2 separate regions of the Homo sapiens genome follow, and region 1 is linked to region 2. Evidence: chromatin loops called from intact Hi-C (ENCODE). Cell type or tissue: pancreas. All regions are shown on one strand.

Region 1 (2,500 bases), 89 kb before region 2:
GAGTAGTGCATTTGGGGTGGCAAGTAGATGGCAGCCCATGTTAGAAGGTTAGCAGTGAGCAGCAGTGAGATATCAGGTGTGAAGATAAATTGGGCATGAATTGAAGGGGATAAATTGGATGCTTGAGGGTTTGGATTTATCATGCAGATGATGGTGGTGGAATAAGGGATGGCCTGATGAAATAGTGAGTCAGGAATTTTGTTCCGTAGTTCTTGATGTGCAGTGTGGACTGGGAAAGAAGAAAATAGAGACAGAAAGCTCAGGCTGAAGCCTCTGGTGTTACTCAGCGGTGACAGGGAAGAGAGAAAGGGGAGGTCATGAATTTTTGTTGAACTCCAGCTCTGTGCCCTTACAGTGTAGACAACTCACCTTATTATGCCAGTCCCTCCTCCCACCGACACGGTGAGAAGGCTGTTACCAGTAACATCTTACAGATGAGGATGCAGAAGAGGCTCAGATCCCTGTGTATATGGCCTGAAGTCAATGGTTTTGAACTTGGAGTCCACATCTGTTTAGCTTCAAAGCTTGCGGTCTTTTCACTCTGCTATGCTGTCCTGTGGGCTGGTGAGGAACTGTGGAAAGCAGTGGAAGAGAAGAAGGGAGAGATGAGGATGATGGTATCAAAGTCGAGGGCATGTGGGGACTCACAAAAGGAGGATTTAGAGTGGCCCAAGGGTTCATGAGGGACCCATAGTGGAGACTCTTTGACTAAAACATTCTGCCTTTGAAATTCTCCTTACCAGGACTCTATATTTTGGTGTCATGCTTTTGAAAGCAGTGACTTCTGGAGGGAGTTTTATTGATCTAATCACTCAAGATACAGGCTCTCGAAAAATCTATTTTATACCCCCTGCCCTCTCCCACCCACCCAAATTATACTACATTTTCCTCTTTATGACACTCTCTATGAAAATTCCTCGCTTCTAGTGCCACAGACCGAAATACGACATTTGCTCTAACAGCATTTTACTTGAAATTGTGTTTGGCAAAATGTCTCTTTGCGGTGCCTGGAGTTATCCCGGTCTTTTGAGGAAGGCACGAGAATGACAGGCTCATGGACATGCATTCGGAAGTAGGAAATGGTTAGGGTCCTCCTCCCTGCTCCCTTAACCTGGAACAAAATCTCCAATAACATTTAAAGCCGAAGGATCATCTCCAGCACTTCATTTCACTGAACTTCTTTTGTTCAACTTTGCCTGCATCTAGCGTTCACACCTCTAGAGGGCACTGTTTGCCTTGAAATGAAAGTTCTTTAAGTTTCAATCACCTTTTCCCTCTGGGGTCTATTGTTTTTGCTCTACAGTACTTCGTTTTCTTCCAGAAGGGTTTTCTTTCCTTTTGTGCCCGTGTATTTGTGGGAGCGTGCGTTTCTCCTTTAAAAGTGAATTTAGTGCGTATGAACATGGCAGATAATTACTCTGACCAAAGCCTCTCATGTCTGGGCAGGTCTTTTGAAAGCTTTCTTCTCCCATACATTCTTCCGGTGCCCCTCAGTCTGACCCAGGGTGCACCTCCCCCAACCCCAATTATTTCAGTCTGGGGGTCACCGTCACAGCTCTGCCAATGCATCTCAATCCTGCCTCACAGCTGCCTGGGCTGCTTCAGCCAGGGCTCCCTACTCAGGGCAACTGAGCCTTGATTTATGACATCCCTTTCCACAGGTCATGGTCTCTCCTCAGGCAAGACTGCTGATCATGCCACATTTTCAGATTGGCTCTGCACTGCAAACTAATGTCTGGAAGGACAATAATTTGGCCCTGAAACCCATTTCAACTGTGACCTCCCTCATTCAGTCTGCTCTCTGAACATGAAGGACACCAGGGTGCCCCTTTATGCAGAGAAGGTGGGTGGGTAAGTATTGCTTCCTACTGCCTCTGTGAAATGTAGACACACACACGCACACACTCCTCAGGCCTCATGTCTGTGCAGTGTAGAAGCACTTCAGGAGCTCTGAGCCTAGTTGAGGGTCAGGGCCCACCTGAGCATCCCTATTCTTTCTCCACTCTGTTCCAAGGGCCTAGCAGTTCTCACTTTTCATGCTGCACACACAAGGGATGAAAGCATGTGTCCTCAGGGGTGGAAATTAACATCAGTGCGTGCTGGGGAGGGTGTAGTTCAGGACCAGAGAGGTGGATGGATGTGGAGGTACCAGGTGGAATTACCAGGCATTCCTCAGTGAGATAGAGGGGACCCATGGAATGGCTTTAGGAGGAGATGGAAATAACCATTAACTTGACTGTGATCTCATGTGGAGAGGGCTTCAGCAGCCATCAGTGAGGGCATCCTCTGAGCAACAGCATGTGAAGCTGCAGAATTTATTTTTGTGGACTTCTTTCACCTTCCTCTTGTTTTTCCTTCCCTCCACAATGTTCTCCTCTCTTCTGGGTACTCTGTCCCACTCTGCCAAGAGGAAGTCCTGTAATCATAGGATGCCAATGCTAGAAGGGATCACTTTGTCTAGACAAAGATCATTTTGTCTTAATATCTCCATTTTAGAGTT
Region 2 (2,500 bases):
CACAGCACATGTTTCAGAGAGCAGGGGGTTGGGGGTAAGGTTATAGATTAACAGCATCCCAAGGCAGAAAAATTTTTCTTAGTACAGAACAAAATGGAGTCTCCTATGTCTACTTCATTCTACACAGACACAGTAACAATCTGATCTCTCTTTCTTTTCCCCACATTTCTCCCTTTTCTTTTCGACAAAACTGCCATCGTCATCATGGCCCGTTCTCAATGGTCGCTGTCTCTTCGGAGCTGTTGGGTACACTTCCCAGACGGGTGGGCCTGGCAGAGGCGCTCCTCACTTCCCAGACGGGGCGGCCGGACAGAGGCGCTCCTCACTTCCCAGACAGGGCGGCTGGGCAGAGGTGCTCCCCACCTCCCAGACGGGGCGGCCGGGCAGAGGTGCTCCTCACCTCCCAGACGAAGAGTGGCCCGGCAGAGGCGCCCCTCACTTCCCAGGCGGGGCAGCCAGGCAGAGACGCCCCTCACCTCCCAGACAGGGTGGCGGCCAGGCAGAGGCGCTCCTCACTTCCCAGACGGGATGGCAGCCGGGCAGAGACGCCCCTCACCTCCCAAACAGGGCGGCTGGGCAGAGGCGCTCCTACCTCCCAGATGGGGCAGCCGGGCAGAGATGCCTGTCACCTCCCAGATGGGGTGGCTGGGCAGAGGCGCCCACTTCCCAGACGGGGCGGCCGGGCAGAGGTGCTCCCCACCTCCCAGACGAAGGGCAGCTGGACAGAGGTGCTCCTCACTTCCCAGGCGGGGCGGCCGGACAGAGGTGCTCCTCACATCCCAGACGGAGCAGCAGGGCAGAGGTGCTCCCCACCTCCCAGATGGGGCGGTCGGGCAGAGGCGCTCCTCACCTCCCAGACGAAGAGCGGCCCGGCAGAGGTGCCCCTCACTTCCCAGGCAGGGCAGCCAGGCAGAGACGCCCCTCACCTCCCAGATGGGGCGGCGGCCGGGCAGAGGCGCTCCTCACTTCCCAGATGGGGTGGCGGCCGGGCAGAGATGCCCCTCACCTCCCAGACGGGACAGCCAGGCAGAGGCGCCCACTTCCCAGACGGGGCGGCCAGGCAGAGGCGCTCCCCACCTCCCAGACGGGGTGGCCGGTCAGAGGCGCTCCTCATTTCCCATTCAGGGCAACTGGGCAGAGGTGCTCCTCACTTCCTCCCAGACGTGGTGGCCGGGCAGAGGCACCCCTCACCTCCCAGACGGGGCAGCCAGGCAGAGGGGCTCCTCACATCCCAGACGATGGGTGGCCAGGCAGAGATGCTGCTCACTTCCTAGACGGGGTGGCGGGCGGGCAGAGGCTGTAATCTTAGCACTTTGGGAGGCCAAGGCAGGTGGCTGGGAGGTGGAGGTTGTAGCGAGCGAGATCACGCCACTGCACTCCAGCCTGGGCAACATTGAGCATTGAGTGAGCGAGACTCCGTCTGCAATCCCAGCACCTCGGGAGGTCGAGATGGGCAGATCACCCGAGGCCAGGAGCTGGAGACCAGCTAGGTCAACACCGCGAAACACCGTCTCCACCAAAAATACAAAAACCAGTCAGGAGTGGGGGCGCATGCCTGGAATCCCAGGCACTCGGCAGGCCGAGGCAGGAGAATCACTGGAGCCCAAGGCAGGGAGGTTGCAGCGAGCCAAGATCATGGCAGTACAGTCCAGGCTCCACAAGAGAGGGAGACCGTAGAAGGAGGGAGACGGAGAGCTAGAAGGAGAGCGAGAGGCAGAGGCGGAGAGGGGAGAGGGGAGAGGGCCTATTTCTTTGTTGGAAGGTTTGAATTTGCAGGTTTGTAGTCTTTAATAGGTATAGAACTATTAAGTTTTTTTATTCTTTATTATCTTTTAGTAGGTAGCATGAAAGCATTTATGCATTTCACTTAAACTTTCAAAGTGACTGACAACATTGTTTGTACTATTCTCTTACTTTTAATGTCTGTAACATCTCTGATGATGTCTGCTTTTAATTCCTCACAATGCTTATTTTTCCATCCCTCTTTTTTCTCTTGATCAGTCTTGTCAGGGTTTGTCATTTTCGTAACCTTTGAAAAGATTAACTTTTGGCTTTCTTGATGCTATACTGTATATTTGTTTTCTGATTCATTAATTTCTGCTTTTATACTTATTATTTTCTTCCTTATAATTTGAGCTTAACAGCTATTTTATCCTAACTTTTGATATATGTTACTGTTTCTTGATTTTAAGCCTTTTTCTTGTCTAATATATGTATTTAAGGCTATGCCTTTTCCTCTAAGCATAGCCTCAGCTGCATCCTACAAATTTGTATATGCTATATTTTATAATTATTCAACTTAACAAAATTTCCAATTTCTATTGAGATTCCCTCTTTTATTCATATATTATCTAAAAGTATGCTAATTAATTTACCAAGAAATGGGAATATGGAGGTTTTCTAATTTTCTTTTCATTACTGATTTCTAGCTTTAGGTGTGACAAAACAAAAAATTTCCACATAGTCTCAATAGTTTGGGATTTGCTGATATTTACTTTAT

The links. Peaks named below come from ENCODE experiments on the same cell type or tissue, not always from the same donor. Only the 100,000 strongest peaks of a DNase experiment are listed, where the experiment ranks them.
Region 1: a loop joins it to region 2, with 3 times the contacts of the local background. A loop is called at or near these places in 1 of 110 quality-filtered maps.

Annotation. Positions count from the first base shown.
Region 1 is chr1:163,408,942-163,411,441 of GRCh38, forward strand. No RefSeq gene overlaps it. Among named protein-coding and RNA genes, the nearest start is that of NUF2, 88 kb to the left of the region's middle. In pancreas, a CTCF peak has its summit at 1,218 (motif pointing right); no DNase peak of the experiment used is centred here.
Region 2 is chr1:163,498,075-163,500,574 of GRCh38, forward strand. No RefSeq gene overlaps it. Among named protein-coding and RNA genes, the nearest start is that of NUF2, 180 kb to the left of the region's middle. In pancreas, no CTCF peak of the experiment used is centred here; DNase peaks (open chromatin) are centred at 657 and 1,097.